Linked DNA regions of Homo sapiens: region 2 is linked to region 1. A link is a loop called in an ENCODE intact Hi-C map of the cell type or tissue named here. Cell type or tissue: IMR-90. All regions are shown on one strand. Links, peaks and the distances in the headings refer to the core of each region. The heading gives the core; the rest is flanking DNA.

The links. Hi-C counts contacts between places; a loop is a spot of excess contacts. Peaks named below come from ENCODE experiments on the same cell type or tissue, not always from the same donor. Only the 100,000 strongest peaks of a DNase experiment are listed, where the experiment ranks them.
Region 2: it touches region 1 in a loop (9-fold over the local background); 108 of 110 quality-filtered maps call a loop at or near these places.

What each region holds. Positions count from the first base shown.
Region 1 is chr17:42,317,988-42,329,104 of GRCh38, forward strand. STAT3 (signal transducer and activator of transcription 3) reads right to left here. Exons shown (of 24, transcript NM_139276.3): 15 at 8,129-8,212; 16 at 6,976-7,074; 17 at 6,724-6,859; 18 at 5,586-5,638; 19 at 5,273-5,367; 20 at 5,017-5,156; 21 at 4,295-4,507. Among named protein-coding and RNA genes, the nearest start is that of STAT5A, 35 kb to the left of the region's middle. RefSeq lists an enhancer at 10,830-11,117. In IMR-90, for the core only: CTCF peaks have their summits at 4,944 (motif pointing right) and 7,245; DNase peaks (open chromatin) are centred at 2,184, 4,954, 7,254 and 8,064; H3K27ac peaks cover 1,699 bases.
Region 2 is chr17:42,403,178-42,411,177 of GRCh38, forward strand. CAVIN1 (caveolae associated protein 1) reads right to left here. Exons shown (of 2, transcript NM_012232.6): 2 at 1-2,211. The coding sequence ends at 1,510. Among named protein-coding and RNA genes, the nearest start is that of CAVIN1, 16 kb to the right of the region's middle. RefSeq lists an enhancer at 3,134-3,183. In IMR-90, for the core only: CTCF peaks have their summits at 219 (motif pointing left) and 3,039 (motif pointing left); DNase peaks (open chromatin) are centred at 3,004 and 6,434; H3K27ac peaks cover 3,224 bases.

The DNA of each region.
Region 1 (11,117 bases), core at 1,431-9,430:
CTGTTGCCCAGGCTCAAGTGCAGTGGCACAATCTCGGTTACCGCAACCTCCTACTCCCAGGTCAAAACGATTCTCCTGCCTTAGGCTCCCAAGCAGCTGGGACTACAGGTGGCACCACCATGCCTGGCTAATTTTTGTCTTTTTTTTTTTTGAGACGGAGTCTTGCTCTCTTTCGCCCAGGTTGGAGTGCAGTAGCGCCATCTTGGCTCTCTACAACCTCTGCCTCCAGGGTTCAAGTGATTCTCCTTCATCAGCCTCCTGAGTAGCTGGATTACAGGCATCTGCCACCATGCCTAGCTAATTTTTTTTTTGTAATTTTAGTAGAGATGAGGTTTCACCATGTTGGCCAGGCTGGTCTTGAACTCCTGACCTCAGGTGATCCATCTGCCTCACCCTCCCAAAGTGCTGGATTACAAGTATGAGCTATCATGCCCAGCCTTGGCCACAATGCCCAGCCCATATTCTCTTTTATGTATAAAATAAGAGGGAGGGGGAAGACAAGGTGCCAATTTTCTATGAGCTTTGTCATTTATAATTCTTGTTCTACAGTTAGAAATGCGTTGACGGGAATAAAATGAATTTTAGATGCTGAATGCTTACACCAAGAGGTCAAGGAACCTTGGGGATACTGGCATGAAATCTGGGGAATTCAGGTGAACAAACCATTGAGAAGGCATGGGGCAGGGTGAGGTGGGCTGAGAACAGCACGGTCATAAAACATGAGGCTTAGACAGAACCTGAGGGATCAGAGAGCATGATGACCATGTGAAAGAAGGCACTGCAGAGTGGCTCTTGGGCTGCCATCTGAGTTTACTTTGGGCCAAGAAACTGATCAATTCAGTGCAGAATTCAAAGGAGCTACTGAGGCAAGACTCTAGTGTCTTATAAATCCAACTGTTTTGGCCCAGCCCTTAGGGAGCTGACACCCTAGACAGAAAAGGATTTAATTCTCCAGCATTCAAGATAGCTGAGGCCAGGCACAGTGGCTCATGCCTGTAATCCCTGCACTTTGGGAGGCTGAAGCAGGTGGATCACTTGAGGCCAGGAGTTCAAGACCAGCCTCACCAACATGGGGAAACCCTGTCTTTAATGAAATTACAAAAATAGCTGGGCGTGGTGGCACGCCTGTAATCCCAGCTACTCAGGAGGCTGAGACAGGAGAATCACTTGAACCTGGGAGGCAGAGGCTGAAGTGAGGTGAGATCGCACCACTGCACTCCAGCCTGGGTGACAGAGTGACAGACTGTCAAAACAAAACAAAAACAAAAACAAGGCTGGGCACTGTGGCTCACACCTATAATCCCAGCACTTTGGGAGGCCCAGGCGGGAAGATCACTTGAGGTCAGGGGTTCGAGACCAGCCTGGCCAACAGGGTGAAACCCGGTCTCTACTAAAAATCCAAAAATTAGCCAGGCATAGTGGTGCATGTCTGTAATCCCAGCTACTCAGGAGGCTGAGGTATGAGAATCTCTTGAACCTGGGAGGCAGAGGTTTCAGTGAAGCAAGATCGCGCCACTGCACTCCAGTCTGGACGATAGAGCGAGACTCAGGCTCAAAAAAAAAAAAAAAAAAAAAAAAAAAGCTGAGAAAAATGACTTCATTGTGTGGCTTTGTACAAGATTGTAAATGTACTTTATCTAATTTGTAAGTGGCTCCGAACCTCTCCCTCAAGCCATAAGGAAATGCTATGTGGGCTTCCAGTAGAGAAGGAAGAGAGAAGAGTCTTGGGAGGATAATCTAACCTGAGACCCTCATACCATAATACTCTTGTGATGGAAATAGAGAGGAAATGGTCACATGCTCATCGTCCTGAAGGCACCCATTTTAAAATAACACAGGGACACCCCCACACCCGTCACCACACTCACATGGAGTCCCTCAGGGCACACTCCTCTCAGCAAGGCAAGGCAAATTACTCAAGTAATTAGTTCCTTTCTCCTGATGAGTGCCTGGCCCCTGAGGAAACGCTGACATCGCTGGGCAGGAAAGGACCTGGCCTCCCAGCCCACAGGAAGGGCGATGGTAATGGAGGATGCAGCCTCAGACTGGGAGGTGGGACCTTGAAAGCAAAATGAGTCAAAAGGACCAGCCGTGGGACCCCAACGTCCTCTGCAGAAGGAACAAAGAGCCGTGTGGCAGGGGCTGATAAACAGATCTCCCAACTGAAGCACACATGCAAAGGGAGATAGGTGGCAGACAGGAAGTGAGTAACTCTTACAGCAGGAACAAGACTCAGGACCCCAACAAAGGAGAAAGGCAACGGTCAATTAGCTCCAACTCCCTCTTCCAAGCCCCATTCTGCCCCATCTCAAGAAATCCCTCAGAAGGAATTCCTAGGAAAAAGTGGGAGGGAAGTTGGTAGGTTTCTGTGTGTGTGCTATTTGGACAAAAATAGTTTTTTCAACAGCAACTAGGGCAAGGCGCCAACCCTAAAGGATCACATTAAAGAGCCCATCATTAGGCCAGGCACAGTGGCTCACGCCTGTAATCCCAGCACTTTGGGAGGCTGAAGTGGGCAGATCACCTGAGGTCAGGAGTTCGAGGCCAGCCTGGCCAACATGGCGAAACCCTTTCTCTACAAAAAATACAAAAATCAGCTGGGCATGGTGGCACAAGCCCATAATCCCAGCTACTCGGGAGGCTGAGGCAGGAGAATTGCTTGAACCGGGAGGTGGAGGTTGCAGTGAGCCGAGATGGTGCCACTGCACTCCAGCTTGGGTGATAGAGCAAGACTTAGTCTAAAAAAAAAAAAAAAAAAAAAGCCCATCATTGGCTTTATGATTACAGAAAGTTAAATCAAACAAAGAATGGCAAACCAGAGACTCCCCATCAAGACCTGCACAAAGAACCCAGAGAGTCAAAACAGCAAGTGCTGAAGGGGAACAGACAGGGCTACCCCCTCCACACTGAGGACAGCTGCAGAGATTACAGTTTTGTTTCGTTTTTTTCTTTCTCTTCTTTGTGTGTGTGTGTGTGTGTGTGTGTAGTGGGGTCTTGCTATGTTGCCAGGCTGGTCTTGAGTTCCTGGCCTCAAGTGATCCTCCTGCTTCAGCCTCCCAAAGTGCTAGGACTGCAGGTGTGAACCCCCATGCCCAGCTGAGATTACAGTATTTTTAATTTCTCTCTCTTTTTTTTTTTTTTTTTTTTGGTGAGTCAAGGTCTTGCTCTGTCACCCAGGCTGGAGTGCAGTGGTGCGATCATGGCTCACTGCAGCCTCAACCTCCTGGGCTTAAGCAATCCTCCCACCTCAGCCTCCCGAGTAGCTAGGACTACAGGCACAAACCACCACACGTGGCTAATTTAAAAAAAATTATTTTTGTATAGATAGGGTCTCACTATGTTGTCTAGGCTGTTCTCAAACTCCCAGGCTCAAGTGATCCTCCCGCCTGGGCCTCCCAAAGTGCTAGGACTATAGGCATGAGCCACTTCACCCAGCTAAAATAATTTATATATAACATATAAGTACATGTCCTCTTACACATTAAAATATACCTTATTTTCAATAGTTGCACACTCTAAATACTAATCCCTTGCCCCTCCACCCAGTCACTGTCTTCCCCTTCAAACGTGATGCTCCCAGCTCTTCTACTCTAGTGTAAACCATACTCCCATGCAGCTAATAATAATTTCCTCCAGAAACCCTTTCTTCAGACCATCTGGCACACTGACATGGTTCAGTTACAGGCAAAAAGCCATATGCTGGGCTGAAATCTGGGCCTCAAACCTTCTAGCATCTACTAAGAAGCACTGTGCCAGCAGGGCATCCTGTTAACTGCCCTCACTTTCCCTTCTCGTGTTTCAGGCATGTTTTGGGGGACGTATGTGTATTGATCCCCTCTTTATTTTTATTTTTTGACACAGTATCTCACTCTATCAGCCAGGCTGGAGTGCGGTGGCATGATCACCGCTCACTACAGCCTTGAACTCCTTGGCTCAGGTGATCCTCCCACCTCAGCCTCCCAAGTAGCTACGACTACAAATGCGTGCCACCACACCGGGTAATTTTTTTGGATTTTTTGTAGAGACGAGGTTTCACCATATTGCCCAGGCTGTATCCCCTCTTTAGACTCATGCACTCTCTGTGGAGCAGGAACTACACTACTCTAAGTGATTCTGATTCTCCTCTCAAATCCCATCGGTCACCCCAACAAAAGCACTCACTACAATTCTTTCCCATAAGGAGAAATAATTATCCCCCAGGTTATTCAGGCATTTGCCTATCTATCCTCCAAGGATCCCAAAATTTCCAACTTTTCCCAAAAATTAAATGCCAGGAACATGGAAAATCAACAACTACCTGGGTCAGCTTCAGGATGCTCCTGGCTCTCTGGCCGACAATACTTTCCGAATGCCTCCTCCTTGGGAATGTCAGGATAGAGATAGACCAGTGGAGACACCAGGATATTGGTAGCATCCATGATCTTATAGCCCATGATGATTTCAGCAAATGACATGTTGTTCAGCTGCTGCTTTGTGTATGGTTCCACGGACTGGATCTGGGTCTTACCTGTCACAGGACATGGGAAGGAAAGATCATGGAACCTACAGCTAGGTCATCTCAGAGAAAACTGCCCATTTTTTCTTTCCTCGAAGGGGAAAAGACTTAAGCCACCCTAGTGTTGAGACCCTGAACACCCTGTTCAGTGGCCTGGCACTGTGGAAATATTCAGGCTGGCTTCTAATTAAGAAGAGGCTACTAGTTGGGTCATAGAAAATAAACTTGAATATAACTACTTGCGTAAGATATATTAACAGGGTTAAGTAGAAAAAGAGATGAAGAATACAATTTAAATTGCAAAATTCTCAACAAATAGTCACTGGAGCAAGCAAAACAAAGCAAACCAATCCTTCAGCTGGAAGGATTTAGAAGTCACGCAAATGTGTTTTGCGAGTCTGAGTGAAACAGGGAGTCAAGGCCATCTCCACCCACCAGGGGGCAGTAGGTGCTTGCAACTAGAAGCAGTGATGAGGCCTCAGCAGCCACCAGCAGGTGGGGTGGGTGGGAGCCTCCCTTACCGCTGATGTCCTTCTCCACCCAAGTGAAAGTGACGCCTCCTTCTTTGCTGCTTTCACTGAATCTTAGCAGGAAGGTGCCTGGAGGCTTAGTGCTCAAGATGGCCCGCTCCCGCTCCTTACTGATAAAGCCCATGATGTACCTGGAGCCAAGGAGGAGGAACAATGTTGTTATTGCTAACAGGGCATCCATCCCCTGCCACTGGCTTGCTGAGAGCAGGGGACTTGGTTACATCTGTGCACACTCTGTCCAACCTACCCTTCGTTCCAAAGGGCCAGGATGTACTTTTTCACAAGGTCAATGATATTGTCCAGCCAGACCCAGAAGGAGAAGCCCTTGCCAGCCATGTTTTCCTGGAGAAAAGAGTAATGGGAAAGCCAAGTCTACTGCCATCCCAGCCCTTCCCTTCCTAGGGGTGCAGTGCATCACCCAAATCCTCAGGCCCGTCTACCTTCAGGCAGGTCCTACTGGCCGCTGGACCAAGAGTTCAGGGCCTTCAAGCCAGAGCCCTCAACGACAGCCGTGCAGGTGAGCATTCCCATTCCCACGAGAATTTAACAAGATTGCTTACTTTGCAAAATTTAGCCCATGTGATCTGACACCCTGAATAATTCACACCAGGTCCTGAAGGAAAGAAAAAGAGTCAAGTAGTACATTTTCAGCTTGGGGTCAAGAGGTTATTTCTTAAAACAGAACACACACACATTCATCCCACAATGGGCCACAAAATAATCAGCTTTCACATCTTTGAAGGTAGGCACTGTTGTGTGTGTGCACATGAGGACAAACACTATCCCATCATTTGACTCACTTGTGTTGCTGGGTAGCCCAGCAGGGATGGAGGGTGATATAACAAGTCCCCCTGCTCTTCCCAACCTCGGGTGGTAGGCTGGGAACCAACAGCAGCACTCACTAACAAGCTGACATCGGGTGTCAGACAGGTGTATTTGGTGGCAACAGCTTTATTAGAACAAAGCTACTTCTAGCCCAGGTGGCACATAAAATATTCCACTAATTCTTTTTTAAAAACTAGCCTACGCTGGGCACAGTGGCTCAAGCCTGTAATCCCAGCACTTTAGGAGGCCGAGGTGGGCGGATCACGAGGTGAAGAGACGGAGACTATCCTGGCCAACATGGTAAAACCCCGTCTCTACTAAAAATACAAAAATTAGCTGGGCGTGGTGGTGAGCACCTGTAGTCTCAGCTACTCGGGAGGCCGAGGCAGAAGAATCGCTTGAACCCAGAAGGCGGAGGTTGCAGTGAGCCGAGATCACACTACTGCACTCCAGCCTGGGCAACAGAGCAAGACTCGTCTCAAAAAAATAAATAAATAAATAAAATAAGACAAAAAAAACCAACTAGCCTATAGTTTATTAAAAAAATGGACAGGGAATGTCAAGCCTTTAGTGCCACCTTCCAACACACACTTAAAAGATCTTCTAAAGTTAGATAGAGTGGGTGAATGAGACAGCAACCAGGAGAAAAGAAATCTACCTCCCACCTCAAAAATGATCACCTCGACTGAAAACTGCAAACTGTCTCTGCACCCCAACTCCCCAACTCCCCTGTTTCCTGGCACCAGCACAGCGCCTTGCTCAGGAAAGAAACATGGCCTAATGCTCAGTAGACATGGCCCAAATGAACAGCCCTATGGGCCGGATCCCTTTTCTGGGCGGGTGGGCGGGAGGGAGAAGGGGTGAAATGCGGACCCAAGAGTTTCTCTGCCAGTGTAGTCAGCTGCTCGATGCTCAGTCCTCGCTTGGTGGTGGAGGAGAACTGCCAGCTCAGGACCTCGGCCACTTGATCCCAGGTTCCAATTGGGGGCTTGGTAAAAAAGTTTACATTCTATTGGAAAGAACACATTTGCTTGTTTAGATGAGGGATGGTGCTCATTGTCTATACTAGGTACCCCTAAGTCGCAAGAGATCCCGGGGCACCAACTAAAAGGAGGGGGCACTAACCTTGGGATTGTTGGTCAGCATGTTGTACCACAGGATGGACGCCCAGGCATTTGGCATCTGACAGATGTTGGAGATCACCACAACTGGCAAGGAGTGGGTCTGCGGAGGGAGTGGGGACTGAGCTGGGGAGGCAGAGGGGCTCTCACAGCCTTGGAAATCTCTTCACCCGCATCTCACGGGGCTCAGAATGAAAGGACATGCCATAAACCACACCTGCTGCCAACTCTAGGCGAGGAGTGTGAGTGAGTCAGCTCAGTGAGCACTCATAGTGGAAAGAATGCCCAGCGTGGCCACACAACTCAGGCTGCAGTCGGAATATACCGGTCCCTTGTAAAACCTGACTTGCTCAAAGCTTGACTCACAATCCACAGATTCCCCATTTTTAAGACCTTGGAGGCATTCTCCAAGACTTGAAGCTGTATCTTCACATGAAACAGGGAGGTCTCAGGAATCAAAGACCAGGATTCCTGCTTTTCTAGGTATATCTTAATTTAAAAATCAAGAAAGTTGGGAAAGGAGAATGTCATTGCCACAATTTTCTGTATACTAAACACACTGGCTGCTAAGACTCTTATGCCCAAACTTTATAAAGTCAGTTCTAATTTCTTTTTTTTTTTTTTGAGACGGAGTCTCACTCTGTCACCCAGGCTGGAGTGCAATGGCACAATCTCAGCTCACTGCAACCTCTGCCTCCCAGGTTCAAGTGATTCTCCTGCCTCAGCCTCCCGAGTAGCTGGGATTATAGGCGTCCGCCACCATACCCAGCTAATTTTTGTATTTTAGTAGAGACGGGGTTTCGTCATGTTGGCCAGGCTGGTCTCGAACTCCTGACCTCGTGATCCACCCGCCTCAGCCTCCCAAAGTGCTGGGATTACAGGCGTGAGCCACCGCGCCCGGCCAATCAATTTCTAAATAGAGATTTTCATATCAAGTTTGCTGAAAGCTGAATATACACACATCTTCTAAGCATTCAAGCAAGACTTTATTGCCAGATGGGATGCCAAGGATTTTTTTGGAGAAAAGTAAGCAAAAATAAACACAGTGTTAAGCAAACAGTAATCATTCCACCTTCTCTTGTAAAAATCCCAGTGGAAGTTTTTGTCCTGAGTCACCCCTGTACGTAGCCTCTCACCGATTCTGCTGCAGAACTTACCTCTAGGTCAATCTTGAGGCCTTGGTGATACACCTCGGTCTCAAAGGTGATCAGGTGCAGCTCCTCAGTCACAATCAGGGAAGCCTACAGTAACGAGAAGGACACTCTTAGGCCAGGTGTGGTGGCTCATGCCTGTAATCCCAGCACTTTGGGAGGCCAAGGCAGGAGGATTGCCTGAGCCCAGGAGTTCGAGACCAGTCTAAGCAGCACAGCAAAACTCCATCTCTGCAAAAAATACAAAAATTAGCTGGGTGTGGTGGTGCACACCTATAGCCCCAGCTACTCGAGAGGCTGAGGTGGGAGGATGGCTTGAGCCTAGGAGATGGAGGCTGCAGCGAGCTATGATTGTGCCACTGCACTCTAGCTGGGGTGACAGAGTGAGACCCTGTCTTAAAAAAAAATTAAATTAAATAAAAAAAAAGGCTGAGCGTGATGGCTCACACCTACAATCCCAGCATTTTGGGAGGCCGAGGCAGGTGGATCACATGGTCAGGAGTTCGAGACCAGCCTGGCCAATAATTTGGTGAAACCCCGTTTCTACTAAGAATACAAAAATTAGCTGGGTGTGGTAGTGGGCGCCTGTAGTCCCAGCTACTCAGGAGGCTGAGGCAGGAGAATCGCTTGAACCCAGGAGGCAGAGGATGCAGTGAGCCGAGATCACGCCACTGCACTCCAGCCTGGGTGACAGAGTGAGACTCTGTCTCAATCAATCAGTCAATCAATAAAAAAGAGAAGGACACTTTTCCTCAGAGAGAATGGCATTCAGTACTAACAGCCACAGCCAAGGAAAGTGACATGCCAAGCCTCACCACACCAAGAAGGGTAAGCCACCAGGTGGTCACAAACAAACTGCCAGGGACACAACTTGCTCGGCACTTACTCTCTTCAACACCAAGAACTTCCAATGCTGTGATCCTCAACCTAATCCTTTACTCAGTTTGTATTATAATATTACATAGATCCAATTGGTTATTTGTAAAATACGTAAGGCACAAAGAATAACAAAACAATATGAACCCACCATTCAATTTAAGGAAAAGTCCATCACTCCTAAAATTCTCTGGGTGCCCTTCCCCAACCCCATCCCCTTCCCTCCTCCCTCAGAAATAACTGCTATTTTGTCTTTTGGGTTTATCATTTCCTAGCCCTTTTTGTCTTGTTTTGTTTTGTTTTTTTACAGTTTTACCATATTTGTTTATCTAAGCAATGCAGGTATTGTTTAGTTTGGGACATTTGTGAACCTTACACTTATGGACTCCAATGAATTCTTTTGGGATTCACTTTTCACTTGATGTGAAATGAATCCACATGGTTATGTGTATCTGCAGTGTATTCCTTTTCACAGCTGCGGAGTATTCCATTGTGTCTATACCACAAATAATGTATTCATTCTAATGTTGATGGGTATTTATTTGGGTTGCATTTAGAGCTTATAATCAGGCTGATGTCCACTTTATATATGTCTCCTGGGACATATATGCAAAGATTTCTCTGCTATTAAATCCTGGGAATGGCACCGTTGGTTTACAGGTATGTTCATTTTTATACTGCCAAATTGTTTTCCAAACTGACTACAACAATGTCTCACATCAGTACAGCAACCTTATTTTAAGTAAGAGTTGTCAATGAATTCTCAAAAATTGAATTCTAGTCTGGGCACAGCGGCTCATGCCTGTAATCCCAGCACTTTCGGAGGCCGAGATGGGTGGATCACGAGGTCAGGAGTTCAAGACCAGCCTGACCAATATGGTGAAACCCTGTCTCTACTAAAAATGCAAAAATTAGCCAGGCGTGGTGGCATGCACCTATCGTCCCAGCTACTTGGGAGGCTGAGACAGGAGAATCGCTTGAACCTAGGAGGCAGAGGTTGCAGTGAGCTGAGATCGCACCACTGCAATCCGATAGAACGAGACTCCGACTCAAAAAAAAAAAAGAAAAAAGAAATTAAATTATAATTCATTTTTAATACTATTTTTCTGATTATAAAAGTAATATATTCAGTTTAAAATGCAAATATCACAGAGACAGTCTAGAATAGCCATGGATACCAACAGCAGCACTAATACACATAGCACTGCTGGTATATTCCTCCAGAATTTCTTAATATACATATGAATACACATAAGAGTATAGTGTATTTTTAAAACACATATACTAATAATACTATTCAAATTATTTTACATTTTGCTTTTTCTTAATATGTCATGTACATTTTCCCATATCATTGCATACAGGCTACTTCACTCTACTGTCAAGTAAAATTCCACATTTTTAAAAAGGACTGCTACATTTTATTTTATTTATTTTTTTGAGACAGAGTTTCACTCTGTTGCCCAGGCTAGAGTGCAGTGGCAAAATCTTGGCTCACTGCAAGCTCCACCTCTCAGGTTCAAGCGATTCTCATGCCTCAGCCTCCCCAGTAACTGGGACTACAGGCGTGCACCACCACACCCAGCTAATTTTTGTATCTTTAGTAGAGACGGGCTTTCACCATGTTGGCCAGGCTGGTCTTGAACTCCTGACCTCAAGTGACCAGCCTGCCTTGGCATCCCAAAGTACGGGGTGTGAGCCAGCACGCCCAGCTAGGACTGCTACATTTTAAAGAGGAAGAATTGTTCAGGGGACAAATGTAAGAAAAAGAACGGGGCATCACAATTTTTAAAAATGACTGAAAACTAGCCTTCCGTCACATTTACCTTTTTTTGTTTGTTTGTTTAAAGTTTATTCTTGACAATAAGAATCCAATAATCTGAATCAATGAAAAGCAGAAAATAAGGGGGATAAAGAACAAGATGGGTTTTTGTTTGTTCATTTTATTTTATGTACTCTTTTCCTAAGCAAGCTAATGCAAGGTGGTCATTTATTTTAAAGTTTAACTCAAATCTGTTGCTTTTACACCCTCTATCCCACCTCAGTGGGAGAGAAAAACAGGGCACTAAAAATGGAGCCAAGCAGGGTCAGCCGCAGGAGCTGGATGGGGAATTTGGAA
Region 2 (8,000 bases), core at 1-8,000, 84 kb after region 1:
CCGCCTCAGCCTCCCAAGTAGCTGAGACCACAGGCACGTGCCACCATGCTCCTAGGGAAGGAGCTTGAGAAGAAACTGCCAGGAGTGAACCAGGGCTGGCTGCTCTGTGATGTTCTCTCCCCACCTCCCCTCCAGCTCTCAACTTGGTGGCAGGGCCGGCACCCTGCTCTCCCTCCTAACTCCCAGCCTGCTGCTGCCCCCTTCTGGGACCCTAATTTTCTGGACTTTGAGAAATGGGCTGCCCCTGGGGGTGCCTCCAAGAGCCCATTTGAGGGATCGGGTGGGGCTGACCTCTCTGTCTTCTTTGGATCATCGCCTTCTCACACTGTCCTCCCTCTTGATTCTGAAAAATGGTCCTGCTGCCCATGGAGAACCACAGTAAGATAGATTTCTCATGCAGCTAGTGAGGGGACTTCTCTCTTCACCCATTTCCACCTTCTCCTATTTTCCTTTTTTTTCCTTCTGTTGAGATGGAGTCTCACTCTGTCACCCAGGCTGGAGTGCAGTGTCGCGACCTTGGCTCACTGCAACCTCCACCTCCCAGGTTCAAGCAATTCTCCCCACCTCAGCCTCCAAAGTAGCTGGGATTACAGGCATGCGCAACCATGCCCAGCTAATTTTTGTAATTTTAGTAGAGATGGGTTTTCGCTTAGTAGAGATGGGGTGTTTGCCAGGCTGGTCCCGAACTCCTGACTTCAGGTGATCCGCCCACCTCGGCCTCCCAAAGTGCTGGGGTTACAGGCATAAGCCACCAAGCCCGGCCGACCTTCTTCTATTTTTCCATTCTCCTTTCCAAAGCCATGGCCATGCGCTCCTGTGTACAGGTGCATAAACACATCAGTGTGCCATCCCTCACATGCATGTCGTTCCCCACCCCTCCTTCCCAGGGCTTCTCTTGGCTCCAGCGTTCCTCTGGGACCCTCTGCAGATACAGCCTGTGCTGGACCCCCAGCCAGGGTGAGGGCTCATTCTGCTCTGTCTTCCCCACTGCCTCAGTTTCCCCCAAAAGCTGCTTTCACGTCCTTCTAGTAGGGGGCCTCCCATGGGGGCAGGGATCCCCTTTAGGATTCAATCTTTCCTCTTTGGGCAGTTTTGGCTTTGAGTCCCCCAGGGATCAGGGTGAGAATGAAGAAGAGCTCAGTGAGCGGAATGACAGCAGCTGGGTGGGTGGTGTGGGGAGAGGCTGAGGGGAAGGCAGCCCCCCCAGGGGGGCCTAACCGTGGAATCACTGCAATTTCCTCTGAGATCCCGACTTGGACAACCAGGACAGGGATTGACCATTCCCTTCCCATTCCACTCGGACTGTGTCCAAGCGGGGGTTGTCCACTGCGGGGGCTGCCTCCCCATCGGGTCCTAACAGCTCTAAGACTGGGAGTGGAGTTCCTGGAGGTGTGGGGAGGGGGGCGTGTTTTCAATTTAGAAAAATCTCAGCCAGCTCGAGCCGAGAGAGAATGCGAAAGAGGAAGTTCGGAAGGAGCGAGGAATGGGGTGGGTGGCAGCGGGGGCGGCTCAGTCGCTGTCGCTCTTGTCCACCAGCACGGCGTCCGACTCCTCGGTGATCTCCAGCAGCGCGTGCACGTCGGGGCTGCTCCCGCGCCGCAGGTCGCCGGCCTCCCCGCGCTCCGCGCCGCCCTCGTCGTCGTCGGCGCCCACCTCCACCATCTCGGTGGCCTTGAGCACTTCCACCTGGCCCTCGCGGATCTTCTTGACGTGGAAGGTGAAGGGTGGCACCTTGTAGACCGCGGTCTTGGAGCGCGCGTACACCACGTGGTCGGGCGTGAAGGATTTGCGCAACTTGTCCCGCGACGTCTTCAGTTTCTCGCGCCGCTCGGCGGGCACCAGGCGCGTGCCCAGCTTGTTCATGCGCTTCTCCAGGGTGTGCCGCGTCTTCTCCAGGTTTTCCTTGGTCTTGAGGCGCGTCTTCTCCAGGTTCTCGCGGGTACGCACCTTGGTCTTCTCCATCTTCTCCTTGGAGAAGGCCTTCTTGAAGTCGTCCACGCGCCGCAGGCCGCTGCGCTTGATACGCTCTGCGCGGGACTCCTCAATAACCTCCTCAACCTCCACCGCCTCGTCCGACGAAAGCTCCAGCGCCGCTGCGTCCTCCTCGGGCCGCTCGCCCTCGCCCAGCTCCTCGCCCTCCTTCTCTGGCAGCGCCTCCGACTCTTTCAGCGATTTGCTGATGCTCAGTTTGGCCGGCAGCTTCACTTCATCCTAAGGGAAGAGGAGAAGGGACATGAGAGGCGTCGGAGGAGGCGGATGTGGGCGAGCCTGAGTCAGGGTGGTGACGATCCTGGAGAGAGGGGAGCATGGGACGCTCGTGGTCCCCAGGAAACTGGCGGGCGCTCAATAAATGTGTGTAGGCTCACGCCTGTAATATTAGCGCTGTGGGAGACCGAGGCAGGAGGATGGCTTGAGTCCAGGAGTTCGAGACCAGCCTGGGCAACATATCACCCATCTCCGGCCCCCCAACCCCGCGTCGCCATTCTTTCTCTCTCTCTCTCCTTGTTTTTTTTTTTTTTTTTTTTTTTAAACGGAGTCTCGATCTGTTGCCGAGGCTGGAGTGCAGTGGGCGCGATCTTGGCTCACCGCAACCTCCGCCACCCGGGTTCAAGCAATTCTCCTGCCTCAGCCTCCCGAATAGCTGGGATTACAGGCGCCCGCCACCACGCCGGCTAAATTTTGTATCTTTAATAGAGACGGTGTTTCTCCATATTGGTCAGGCTGGTCTCGAACTCCCGACCTCAGGTGATCCGCCCGCCTCGGCCTCCCAAAGTTCTGGGATTACAGGCGTGAGCCACTGCGCCCGGCCTCGCGCCGCCATTCTCTAAAAAACATGTGTGTTGAACGAATGGTGACTAAACAGACCGCGGGAGCAGGGGACCAAACTTCGGGTCGGAGATGGGGTTGCGTAATAATTGCACTTGGGCTAAAATCTCTGTGGTCGTCCAACCCTGTCCTGATCCCTTTCCACCCGTAGATGATATTAAACCACTACGGCCCTCGGGAGACACAGCTCCACTTTGGAAATGGGCGGAGCGCCCTCTGGTGCCGCAAATCGCACACTGCCCGAGCCAGGCCGAAAAGCAAGTGGTGGGAGTGTCTAAGTTGAAAGCGGGTAGGGGTTTGAGCCCACAGCTGCACCTACCCACCCAAGCAGGTAAAGTAAAGGAAGTGCATTTCCTAGACTCAAGCTATTTCTTTTTTTTTTTTTTTTTGAGATGGAGTCTCGCTTTGTCGCCCAGGCTGCAGTGCAGTGACACGATCTCTGCTGACTGCAACCTCTGCCTCCCAGGTTCAAGCAATTCTCCTGCCTCAGCCTCCTGAGTAGCTGGGACTGCAGGCATGCGCCACCACACCTGGCTAATTTTTTTGTATTTTTAGTAGACTCGGGGTTTCACCATGTTGGTCAGATTGGTCTCGAACCCCTGACCTCAAATGATCCACCCGCCTTGGCCTCCCAAAGTGCTGGGATTACAGGCATAAGCCACTGCTCCTGGCCTCAAGCTATTTCAGAACCAGCCTTAGAGATGGAGAACTGTGGTCCACCCTCCCCCACCTCCACCTTCTTTGACTCCTTCATACTGTTTGGCTCCACCAGTGGTCATTCTCCCCCTCCCCCACATTTAGAAATTGATATTGGAAAGAGGAAGAAGCTGGCTGGGAGCCACGGACATGTTTTCTCCCCAGTCTGGACATTTCTTCTGGTTGTGACTTCCCTACTTTGGGATAGAAGAGAGATTACTTTTCAATTCTTGCTTTCCCTACCCCCTGCCCCCAGCACAAAGCCTGAGCTCAGGGGTCTAGGAGTAGGATGGGTGGTCTCAGATTCCCCATGACCCTGGAGCTCAGAACCAGTTCTTTGCTTTTCTGTCTTCTCCTTGGAGGACTTAGCACCAGAACTGCTTTCCATTCCGGGAAGATTTTCCAAGATCTTGACTCTGGCCAACATTTCAGAATCTCTGGATCACTCCCTCCCCCACCTCCACCCTCATCAGAGAGCAGGGGAGGCTGAGCACAGAAAGGGAAAGGGCAGACCAAGATCATCAATAGGATCTCTTTGGCCCAGACTCCCTTTAGTGACTTCAAATGAAGGAACGAGAGATAGTCGCTTTTCTAAAGGGTTTTCTGAAGACCATTTCCCAGAATTATAAGAAAAATCCTGTCCCCTAAGAAATTAAGGCAACATAAACTGAGTCCTCTCACTGACACCACACACACACACCCCTATACATAGGCTGCTCGGTATCTCTGCACCACCTGCTACAGAAATTCCTTCCCCAGCCCCCAACCTCTTTCCTCTTCCCTCCCATCAACATCCCCCCAGAGTTTCCTGGTTTACACTGAAAACTAGGAACACCCTCTCCCAACTTCCTTCCCTTCTTGTCAATAGCATTAGCAGGGACAAAGAGGGAATGCTGGCTCCACCTCTTCTCTCATCTGGGCATCAGCTCTGCTGGGCACCAAGCCACCTCCAGCTCTCTGTTACCCAACTACACCTCCCAGCAGGCAAGGTGACCTGGGCACAGGGCATGCTGGGACTTGTAGTCTCTACCTGCCATAGACGGCTTAGTGCAGATCATGGGCAATCCTAGGGCATTTTGTTTATCCCTCTGCCTCTTATCATTCACTGAGGCATTGAAGGGTGTTTTCCTTGTTCTGAGTGTAGGAGAGTCTCAACTTCTCTTTGCATTCCCTCTGATTTCCAGTCATTCACTTTGGGGCTCCTACAATCACCCTTACCCTGCCTGCTACTGGAGTGCATATCATTTAAGACTTATACATCATTGTAGGATCTAAACCCTCTTCATCCATCTCCACCCAGAATTTACCTGCAGCCCCAGTATATATATATATTAAAAAAAATTCAGCTCTGATCTTTCCTTCATAACCTCCCAGACTTAAAAACCCACCCACGCCCCACCAAAGGGTGGAGAGAGCCCCTCCTTTCACTAAACTCAGACAATGTGAATAGGCTAGGGAGGGATTAAGGGTGACAGGCAGGGAATAGTCAGGAAACAGCCCCAGCTGCTGGAAAACAAATCCACTTTGTCTCTCTGCCCTACCCCCAGCATCCCCCGCTTCTCCCCTACCCCTGCTGCCTGCTCCACCCCACCCCTAAAGGCTGAGCTGGCTGGTTTTCCTGGCCTGTGGCTTCCTAGATAAAGGTCTTTGCCAGCTGAACTTGGAAGTGAATGGGACTGGGGAGAGAGCTGCAGACTTCTTATAGCCAATGCCATCTTCCTAGTGCCTCATGAAAGGTCTCAAACTACAACATAAGGAAGCAATCCTAGTGAGAGGAGGTTTTTGTTTTTTAGTTTTTTTGTTTTTTTTGAGATGGAGTTTTGCTCTTGCTCCCCAGGCTGGAGTGCAATGACACGATCTCGGCTCACCGCAACATCCGCCTCCTAGGTTCAAGCAATTCTCCTGCCTGGGCCTCCCAAATAGCTGAGATTACAGGCATGTGCCACCACACCTGGCTAATTTTGTATTTTTAGTAGAGACGGGGTTTCTCCATGTTGATCAGGCTGGTCTTGAACTCCCAACCTCATGTGATTCGCCCTCCTCAGCCTCCCAAAGTGCTGGGATTACAAGCCTAAGCCACCGTGCCCGGCCTTTTTTTTTTTTTTTTTTGAGACATGGTCTCACTCTGTCACCTAGGTTGGAGTGCAGTGGCGCGATCTCGGCTCACTGCAACCTCTGCCTCCTGGGTTCAAGCAGTTCTCCTGCCTCAGCCTCCCAAGTAGCTGGGATTACAGGCATGCACCACCACACCTGGCTAGTTTTTGTATTTTTTGGTAGAGACAGGGTTTCACCATGTTGGCCAGGCTGTTCTCAAACTCCTGACCTCAAGGGATCCTCCCACCTCGGCCTCCCAAAGTGCTGGGATTACAGGCACGAGCCACCGCATCTGGCCATTTTTGTGTTTTTGTTTGTTTGTTTTGAGATGGGGTCTTGTTCTGTCAACCAGGCTGAAGTGCAGTGGCATGATTACAGGTCACTACAGCCTCAACCTCCTGGGCTCTAGTGATCCTCCCACCTCAGCCTCCCAAGTAGCTGGAACTACAGGCGCACGCCACCATGCCCAGCTAATTTTTGTAGTTTTTGTACAGGCAGAGTCTCACTATGTTGCCCAGGCTGGTCTCAAACTCCTGGGCTCAAGTGATCCCCTTGCCTCGGCCTCCCAAAGTGCTGAGATTTCTCGCATGAGCCACTGTGCCTGGCCAAGGGGAGGTTTATTCCTGGATTTAGAAATCTCTCCAGACCAGTAAGGGATCTGGGGGCTCTAACCCCATTCATCGTAGGCTTCCCCTGGAGTGACGGCTTACACCATAGGAGCTGCCTTCTTGGTGGAAGGTCAGGGGACAGGAGACGAAACAACTTGAGCTGAATCCTGGGATGATGTCCAATAGGCTGGCTCTGGAGAGGGTATTTCACCATTAGCTTTTCCTCTCCACTCCAGGCCAGGTTTCCCCCATGACTCACAGCCTTGGAGTGCTGTCTTGGTCCCACCCATCTGCTTGCTGGTACAACCACCACAAACACAATCCAAAATCATCTCCCTCCACCCTGGGCACACAGGCCAGGCACCCTTGTCCCACCCCTACTTCTCTGGCAGAGCTCCTAAGCCAAAGGAAGGACCTCAGGGGATGGCAAGGAGGGACGGCTCTGCTTGTTCTGTTTCTCGTTTTTATTAAACAAAACCACCACTCCCAATAGGCTTGGTTTCCAGAGTTACCTTTAATGACCAGCTCTGAACAAAAGCATTACAGTTCCCCCTGCCCTTTGCCAAGCACACATAGCTCCTCAATCCTCGATGGATGCAGAGGAGCCACAGGGAGGCTCCCAGCCTCTTCCACTCCACCCCCCAACCCTGCTGTCTAAACTCGAGATCTGGCTTAGGAAGATTTTTATAAGATTATAATGTCATTGAGCACCTATTACACATCTGGCCCTTGGCCAGGCACTTCACATTTGTTAGGGAGAAGGGACAGATGCCACATGGGTCTGGGTAGGAGGCTCTCTTGACTTAAGGCTGACCAGCTCTAGGTCCCCAACCACTGCCTGGGAATGGCTGGAGGAGACTGGAGAGGTAATTCAGAGACCCAGGATCTGCTTAGAGTGTATGTTAGAAGAGGGTGCAGAGGAGGGGAGAGGTGAAGGGGAGAGAACGTCTTTAAAATTCAGGACCTCTGCTAGAGGTTGCTAAGACAAGGAGATGAGAGACCCCAAGGGCAGAAGTGTCCCTCCCTTCTGCTCTAGCGTGCATTCTTGGCAGGGGTGAAATTGCATCCAAAAGGGTGAAAACTGATTCTTGGAGATTGGGAGGGGACTTAGATATCACAATGATTTGTGCCACTCCCAAGAGCCACAGTACATAAACAGATATACAGTTTATCTATTGTTTTAACATTTCGTGAGGGAGATGAACAGCTTGGTTAAAAATATCTGAAAGGGGCCGGGTGCTGTGGCTCAAGGCTGTAATCCCAGCACTTTGGGAGGCCGAGGTGGGCAGATTACGAGGTCAGGAGATCGAGACCATTCTGGCCAACATGGTGAAACTCCGTCTCTACTAAAAATACAAAAATTAGCTGGGTGTGGTGGCACGAGCCTGTAATCCCAGCTACTCGGGAGGCTGAACCAGGGAGGTGGAGATTGCAGTGAGCCGAGATCGTGCCACTGTAATCCAGCCTGGCGACGGAGTGAGACTCTGTCTCAAAAAAAAAAAAAAAAAAAAAAAAAAAAAAAAAAAAAATTGAAAGGGCCAGGGGTGGTGGCTCATGCCTGTAATCCCAGAATTTTGGGAGGCGGGGCAGATCACCTGAGGTCAGGAGTTCGAAACCCCGTCTCTACCAAAAAATACAAAAACTAGCTGGGTGTGGTGGCACATGCCTGTAATCCCAGCTACTTGGGAGGCTGAGGCAGGAGAATCACTTGAACCGAGGAGGTGGAGGTTGTAGTTAGCCGAGATCACTCCACTGCACTCCAACCTGGGTGACAGA